Linked DNA regions of Homo sapiens: region 2 is linked to region 1. A link is a contact called in ENCODE Hi-C or POLR2A ChIA-PET data. All regions are on one chromosome and are shown on one strand. Each heading gives the region's core, a stretch centred on a gene start or an enhancer-like site at or near the end of the contact. The rest is flanking DNA. Distances are from core to core; before and after follow the strand shown.

Region 1 (4,230 bases), core at 1,218-3,717:
GGGTAAACAGGCCATGATGAAGGTGGTGGTGGGGACGCAGTGCTCCCTGAACATGCACGGTGTGCCAGACGCTTTCCATCTATTTTCTCACTTAATCCTTGCATAAGCCATACAGAGCCAGCATTCCCTTATTCCTTTTTACAGATGAAAGGAGCAACACTCAGCGAAGTCATATCATTTTCCCAGGATCACACAGCCAGAGAGTGCAGAAGGCAGGAGCCCCATCGTGGTCTATTCACAAAACCTGTCCTCAATCTGGCAGATCCCACTGCCTCCAGGCTAAATCGTAGAAATAGGCAAAACTCACCTATGGGGCTGGGAAGCAGGGTGGTGGTTAGTTTTGTGGAGGAAGCGGTTGTGGGGTGGAGAGAGGGTACAGGGGGCTGAAATTCTACTCCTTGGCCCGGGAGGTGCTTATGGGAGTGGGTGGATTCACGTCACGATAATGTCTCACGTAGCGCACTTCATGATTTTTGCACTTCTCTCTGTGTTGTACTTCAGTTCAAACTGAAGTATAAGATTTGCCTACTTGGTTATTTGTAAGTTTCTGTATATGTGTTTGTATGTATATATTTGTATATGGGTGTGTATGCATATACATATATCTATTTATTGAGGGCATTTTTGCTCTAAAAAGCATAAAGTAGCTCCTGCTGAGAATAGAATGGCCTTCCCAAAGTGCAAGCATGGGGAAAAGATCATTTTCCATTCCATGTTTGAATCCATGTGCTGCTAGAGACAGTACCTGGATCTGAAAGGAGAGGGGAGTGAGCAGTGTGAGGCTTTGCAGGTGTGGGGTAGAACCCCAACAATCACGGTTTCTGCTGCTTCACATTCCCTCAACCTAACCTGCTTTTCATCGGGGACACCTGGGCCAGGGGGCGCAAGCGTCCCAGTGCCAAAGCCTTTGTCTCCTGCCTCGCTGTGACCATAGAATTCACCAGTGCCCCCTCACAGCCAGCCTATTGAATCCAGGTCTCTCTTTTCTCTGGGCTGCACTGCTATATCAACAGCTCTGGCTGAGTGTGCAGGAGCGGGAGGGTGCAAGGCTCTGGGATCTTTAAACAACAATCCTGGCTGACTACTGGGTCCAGGGAAACCTGGCCTTTTGTTCAGCTGGCATTCTGTTCTCCTTCACCAGTCAAACCCAGGCCTGGAAGTGATAAGATTGCACCAGCTTAATTGCCCAGACTCAAAACCTCTGCCCGACCATCTGAGGCTGCAGGTGGAAAGACCAGAAAATGCAAAATGTGTTTTCCATTAAAGTTTAAATTAAAAATGGGAATGAAGATAGACACCCTTTCCGTGGTCTCCCGGTCGCGCAGTTTCATTCTTTTGAGCAGCCACTGTTTGAAGACGCAGTTTCTTAGTGTTTTTTTTTCCAGGTCAGACCCAGATTGACATACAAAACGAACTTGTTTGTAAAACTTAAAAAAGGCTCTTTTTCTTTCTGCCTCCCCACCTCCCCCGGGGCCTCGGGGCTCCCAGCCTTGCGCAAACTCCCCCCAGCGGCCCTGAGCCTGAACTGCCAGCCCGGCGCCCTCCGTTTCTTCGAGGTCCTTCCCCGCCTTGGCCTGAGAAGGGACAAATCTCGTTCCCGCAGCAGCTGCTGCGAAGGCTCCTCTGCCACACGGGGTGTGTCCGGGAGAGATACTGGTGGGGCCGACAGTCAGGCCCAGAGAAGGACAAAGTTAGCGTGGTGATAGGTTTGGCTTAATCGGCCTCCTTCCAGGAGGCCACAGGAAAGTTTTTGGAAAGCATTTATCTCTTGGTACAAATGACAACAGAAAATGCTGTGGGGGAAGTGGCCGGGCTGCCCACGTGGAAGGCCGGGAGTGAGGCTGCCTTGCCTGTGTGGCGCAGGCTGGCTTGCTGTCTCCAGGGCCGGGGGAACGTCGGCAACGCGAGGCCAGGGACTGGGACTCCAGAGGCCCTAGTCTGAGATGCCAGGTGCTCTCAATCGGCTGGATGCCTTTGAACCAATTTCTGAAGCTGTCTGGGCCTCAGTGGGTTCAGCTTCAAAATGGGTACTGTAGATAGTTGTCCACAAGGGGGCAACCTTTTTTCCTCTGAAGACAGAGCCTCGGTCTATCGCCCAGGCCAGAGTGCGGTGGTGCGATCTCAGCTCACTGCAGCCTCCCCCTCCCGCATTCAAGCGACTCTCCTGCCTCAGCCTCCCAAGTAGCTAGGATTACAGGCGCCCACCACCACACCTGGCTCATTTTTGTATGTTTAGTAGAGACGGGGTTTCACCACGTTGGCCAGGCTGGTCTCCAACTTCTGGCCTCAGGTGATCCACCCGCCTTGGCCTCCCAAAGTGCTGGGATTGACAGGTGTAAACCCTGGAGTTTCCCAGGACTCATGGGAATTACCCCCAAGAACCGTGGCCACCCCAGCCATCACAGTCCTCCTTGCATTTCCTGTGGTGGTGGGGGGGAGGGGTGGGCGCCTGTGTGGCGTGTGACACAGCTCCTCTGGCACAGCTGACACGCCCAGGTGTGAAGAACAAGCACCTCCCTAGCATGCCTGGCCATCAGACAGGGTCTGTAGGGGCACAGGGAACTGCTATTTCTTCTCTACCCTGGAAAATACATTTGCATTTAAAATGTAAAAGTCTAGCTCCCCTCCCAAACCACCAGAATAAATAGTCAAGCACCTTTTGTGAAATGTAAATTTGATGCCAAAGCTTCTTATCCTATGAAGTTTTCCTTTTTCTAGACTTTCTATAAAGCCCAGAAAGATTAGATCAGAGAAGTGCCACCAACTTGGACTCTACTGACTTCCAACCAGCCACAGTCTCAGGTCCCCGATTCTGCTCTATCAACTTTCCTTCACCCTGCAGTACTTCCTCCACCGGAGTGAAGGATCTCAGCTATTTTCCATCCATCTCTTGCTAAAGTGGAAATATCTGAGCCCCACCTTCCTCTCCAATGAAAGGACAAGATGATAAAGCACAAAGAATCAGCACCCTCTCCCCTTGCCTTGACTCATCGCCTCAAACTCTCCACAAGCACTGGCCTTCCTCCTAAGCACAGAACATCCACTGGAAGTCAGTCTGGAAAAACAATAAAGTGTTTGAAGGCTTTAAAAGCGTTTAAAGTGCTGGTTGTCACGGGGGAGTTCCCAGCAATCCAGAGCAGAAACAGAGCAGACACGATCGCCAGCCCATGGCCTCCTGCAGGCGCTTAGCAGCCAGCCACCACCTCACACTAGAGGGTCCCCAAGGCTGGAACCCCAAGGTAGACACCAATTAAAAAGCAGCATGAATCTAAAAGCCTTTTGCCTGACAGTGGATCATTTTAAGTCTAGGTTCCTCAAAAGGATATTTCAATACCATGTTGGGGCAAGTTTTTTTTTTTTTTAATTTAACACGATTATTTTAATTTTTTGCTTTCGCAGGCAGACATGGTTTTTCTATCAGTGCACAGACCACTTTATAATGAGCTTTTCCACCCAACATTGTATCCTAAGCACTTCTCATGGTGTTTCCCAATAATCATTTCAATGGCAGAACAACTACTTCCCATCTTGTGGATGTACTACTGTTCGCCACCATCCTCCACTCTGGATATCTGCCCTGCATTTTCAAATGTCTTCAGTATACAAGCTGGATTCCACCTCCTCTCCACTCTGGAAATATGCTCCACTAATAAGTCCCTTTTGGGAAACCTAATATTTTTATTGATTTGGGGGCACTTTCTGTCTATAAATATTCTTAAAAAGAAAGAAGCAATTTGCTTTTTCTTGCCATGCTATACCCCCCAAAATGCCATCCTCTGCACCTCCACTTCAACCTTGTTATCTGCTCTTCTCCAATAGAAGGTCTCTCTACTGGCGACCAGTGACCACCTTCTCAGGCATTTGTCTCACTTCAGCATCTGTGTTCCCATTGTTCGGTGGCAGGAAGTACTAGGGGACCTTGGGCTGTTTATGGACTGGTTAGGGCCCCGGGGTCATATGGCATGAATGGGCTTTCCCCACATGGAGAGAATGCCTTGAACATTCTCCCAACAAGGGCATCCGCCGAAGAGTCTCGAAGCACTGGGCCCTTTAACTAACAGTTCAGAGCATGCTGTCTATGCTACTGTTGTCCTCTCTACTCCTGGCAAATGAAGGAAAGGGCTTAGGGTTCCTGCAAACTCCTGCTGGAATCAGGTTGCTTTGCTGGTCTCTCCTTCTCATGCTAACCTCCACACACCCACCCTGGCCTGCCTAGATCACTGCAGGACT
Region 2 (4,230 bases), core at 887-3,386, 40 kb after region 1:
AAGGGGCCTTGAACTTGGGTGTCCCACCTGGAAGCATTTGGAGAGCTCAGGCGGTAGTGGATGAAGTCAGGTGGAGAGGGCTTCGGGCTTTGCATCATTTGAGTAATGAGAGAAAGGTGAGGCCTTGGTTGTCTTGTATTTCAAGGCATTGTTTATATCTTATTTCTTAGCTATGGGATATTAGCAAAAAGCAGATGTGGAAGATGGAGTGTAGAGTAGAAACAGCATGGAGCCAGAGGTCCAGGGTTCTGGTCTCTGCTCCTCCCCTGCCCAGGTAGCGGGTCTTGAGTTTCAGTATTTTCTTCTATAAAATAAGGCGGATGGCACTTAAGTCAGGAGAGCAGGGTGACGTTAAGGGGAGCATGGAGAATGTTTGCTCCCCTATAAACTCATTCTTCTAAAATTATACTGTAATAATGACAATATTAAGGTAAAACCTTGCCATGACTTGTTAAGGCTCAAACAATGGTAGAACCTCGTCTTGTTGATCCCTTCCAGCTTCAGAACTCAATGGTATTGTCATGGGAGTCTTGAATTTGGGGAACTGCTGATGACCATTTAAGTCCATAGAGATAACAGGCTATTTCCACACAGGTTTTGATTAAGCAATCCTACTTCTGACAGCCAAGCAAGCCCTTGATGTTATATATCATAAGCTCCGAGCATTTGTCTGCAGGTAGATAGAAAGTGAACCTTCCACAAGAACCTCACAACAAAAGTAACTGGAACTGAGCCCAAAAGAACATTTCCTAAGGCTAAAAGTGACATCATTCACATAAGCTATCTTAGGTACCTCAATAAGCCCTGGATGGCCATTTCTAGGATGGGAAGTGAGATTATGGGGTACCCTGAGGCAAGAGGGCTTTTCCTCGATCTCTATTTAAATTTTCTACAGAATACATTCATGCATCATTTATTTCATTTAAAATAAATTTTTAAAGATAAAGGAAAATAGAAATGTCTTGTTCACAGATGAGTTCATGGTTTGGAGACAGAGCTGGACTACATTCTTGACAAAGATTTGTTCAAGTTCTAGAACTCATAGACATTAGAGAGGAGGACCATGTTGAACAGAGCTCGTGTTCCGGTGTGGTGGGGGCTGTGATGGGAGACGCATGCCCCATATGTGTCTATCATTCAAGCCTTGTTTGTAAAAACCCTCCTTTCTGCTTCAGCGTTTGTCTTTTTCAGCTCCCAGTGAAGGAGGCCTGACAATAGTGTGGTGAGGTGGTCAGGGAACTAACCCATTTTACAGATGAGGGAGTGGATGAGCTTGCACCCTGGCCTCCCCTACTGTGTCCTGCTCCCACTGAGCCCTGCCATCCCTTCCATGTAGCTAGCTGGATTCAACAAACTCAGTTTGAAAAAGGGCTTTCCGAAGTCCCTATCCACTTGAGTTAGATCTACTGCAGAATACTGCCTCTTGAGCACTGAAAGATATCCATATTCTTTCACAGAAATATATACATCTTTTTGAAAATGTTTGGTTGGGTTTGTGGTCGGAGGCTTGGCATGGTTGTTTGTTTGTTAGAATGTGCCTCCTTTGGGAAGAATGCAAACCAGGGGCTGTATTGGGATGCTGAGTCAGGCTCTGCCCTCAGTGACAAGGGGTCTTTGTCTTGTTCATGGTTCTCCCCACACACCTGCATACACACAGATACCCACAAAAGTGCATTTTGAAAACTAATAAAAATTGCACTGAAAATATTTAACTTATGCAAATACTACTATAGCAGAAAGTACACACATATACAAAACAGCAGCTATCTTTTCTAGAATCTGAACAAAATTTTCTGTTGATTATATATACAGAATTTGCTGAACATTTGCCTTGGGAAACCAATAAACAATGCAGTTATTGGTCCACTGTCAGCTTAGGCTTCTGTTTTGAGATGTTTTACCTATAGTGGAAATTGTCATCTGTACCTGGCATGTTTCTGGGTGTGTCTAAAATGAGCATGTCTCAAGAAATCTTTCCAGGTTCCTACATTCTCAACCAAAGTTGCTCAAGTGAGAAAGCAACTCAGGATATCAAGCTACCAGTTAGAATTTCAAGTATGACAAGCCTGCTACAAGAGTGTATCTTATCTGTGGCCTCTAGGGTTTCAGAAGCCAGAGGGCTCATGCTACCGCCAAAAGCTGTGGCTTACCAACTCGTATCACCCCTTTCATTGGAAGTTTCTTAAGATTCCAAAATGTGAGAATTATTATCAGGTGTTCTTTGTCTAATGATGTCTGATTGCTCTGCATATATGAATGAATGCCTACAGCTCTTCGGAAAGGAAAGCAAAGAATAATGTTCTTATGCTGGGCGGGGGTGGAGGGTGGGGACTTAGGGGGTGGTTGAATGTTCAGCTCTAGTAGCTTGCATTTCCTGTTTAGTGGGTGTGAGGGGTTTACACAAGAAAGTCTCAGTGTTACGCTAGATGGATAGCCTCATCGATCATGTCTAAGGAATCTCTGCCTAAAGATGATCAATTTGGCCTCTGCATACCACAAGGAGGTTTCAGTATTTAAGAACTTCGGGATCAACCATGTCCTAATTCTAGATACGTGTTTCGATTGTCTTGTCCTATTTGTTCAAAATTCCCTTCAAAGTTAAACAATTTATCAGGCCAGCTCATAGGACCCTTGAAGGAAAATTTGAAAAACATCTTATTATTCTAAATACTATTTTCTGTTTGCAGGAATGATATGAATTTGCAAAGAGACTTGGCATCTAAAGGTGGGGGGAGGCTCAGGAAGCCCTAGGAAGTTCATAAGAACTTTACAACTTAGTTTCCAAGTTCAGACTTCTGGTTCACTCAGCTACCTAGGCCATCATGGGTCACACAGCTGTGATAAAGTTACCTTTCCTATCTTATCTAGACATCTGATAATGTGGATAATGTGAGGATTATTTCTCCATCATCAAATTGATCTCTAAAGGAATTATACCAAACATACAGTCACAAAGTTCTCCCAAATTGGTGATCAGCTCTCTGAAAATTAAAATCAAATGGTATCTTAGGAAGTATGCTATTTTCTTAGATGTATCCAAACCTTAGAAATAAAAAGCCCACCTTAAATCCATCAATACAAATAAGCGATAACCATGATTACTTCTATGTTATTATACAGGACTTTAAATATACACTGAGGTGCCAGAACAAAGTCCTAGGCTGGTTGAATTCTTGTGTCCAGCTCCATCTCTGCCTCTGTCTCTTTTTAATGGAACAGGCAGATGATGCATTTTCTAGACTTATTTCCCCTCATTTTGTTGTTATCAGTAATAATAATGACAAGGAAAATTGTAGATTATTTTATAGTTTAAGACATTGATCTTAATAGGAGCCTTCCCACATCTATAATCTTATTTAATTACTCTAATAAACTGGAGAAGAAGGCAGGATTATTCCCCTCCCCCACTTTGCTGATGAAGAAACAAAGGTTCTGAAGGACTACGTTCGTGGTCATAAAGCGGGAAGGGGAAGAGTGTGAGGCCAACCCTCTGGACTCCCTTCCGTGGGGCCCTTTCCACGAGGCTGCACTTTCTCAGCTGCATTCTTTGCCCACAAACACTACAGCAATTAGTACATTTATTTTTCCATATTGATACTATTTTTCTTTCCCTTTTGATCTTGCCCCTTTGGTTAGATGGTAGGCGATTTTAGGGCAAGATCTTTATCTGTTCGTTATTTACCGTTTGAACTTTCAGTGGGCTCATTAGGGGTCCAGGGACATTTGCTGATTGATGGCATGCACTGGACATGAGCCTGCTGGCTTTGACATTTTAAAACTGCACACTTCCCTCAGTGACAGTATGCCCAAGCAACAGGCCTCCCTGACATTTTCTCAAAACCAGGAAATGAAACTGGCCACCAAGAGCAAGTGACCGCCAGCCAGGGCATTGGTGCAAACCAAGCAAAACACACCACAGTGCAGGCAGCGCGGGTCACAAGGATGAAGGCATTCGATCTGCAGTTATCTTTGAAGAAATGTAACATGTTCCTTCCTCCCACCGTGGTTTCAGCCACAATCATCCTCCTGTTTTAAACAGGTTGAATTATGTTCCTATACAATATTTGTACACAAAACCCAACCTTAGACATGCTTTTCCCTATGATCTTGGTCTCTGCACACGCACGAGAATAGCCTTCTTCCATCTGAGTACTCAGCTCGATCCTGCTTAGCTTCCAAGATCAGATGAGGCACGTTCAGAGCACTGTGGACGTGGACAGCGCAGCCTCC

What was found. Hi-C counts contacts between places; a loop is a spot of excess contacts on that map. ChIA-PET counts read pairs that join two places held with the same protein, here RNA polymerase II (POLR2A). Pooled maps may share reads with other maps.
Region 2: a loop to region 1 is called in a map of B cell, with 2.0 times the contacts of the local background. The contact joins two enhancer-like sites. A Hi-C loop is called at or near these places in 3 of 168 maps with a recorded cell type or tissue (B cell, Panc1 and astrocyte of the cerebellum), 1 of 37 single-sample maps with no recorded cell type and 5 of 50 pooled maps. POLR2A ChIA-PET finds 5 or more read pairs at or near these places in 7 of 52 experiments (CD4-positive, alpha-beta T cell, CD8-positive, alpha-beta memory T cell, OCI-LY7 and 4 more).

What each region holds. Positions count from the first base shown.
Region 1 is chr11:128,774,493-128,778,722 of GRCh38, reverse strand. The region is part of intron 4 of FLI1 (Fli-1 proto-oncogene, ETS transcription factor); the gene reads right to left. Among named protein-coding and RNA genes, the nearest start is that of SENCR, 81 kb to the right of the region's middle. RefSeq lists an enhancer at 1,390-1,995. Within about 2 kb of position 2,467, at least 6 of the 41 ENCODE cell types and tissues checked have a DNase peak (open chromatin) inside an H3K27ac peak, as active enhancers do.
Region 2 is chr11:128,734,262-128,738,491 of GRCh38, reverse strand. All of the region lies in intron 1 of FLI1 (Fli-1 proto-oncogene, ETS transcription factor), which reads right to left. Among named protein-coding and RNA genes, the nearest start is that of SENCR, 40 kb to the right of the region's middle. RefSeq lists enhancers at 3,898-4,230, 4,197-4,230. Within about 2 kb of position 2,136, at least 6 of the 41 ENCODE cell types and tissues checked have a DNase peak (open chromatin) inside an H3K27ac peak, as active enhancers do.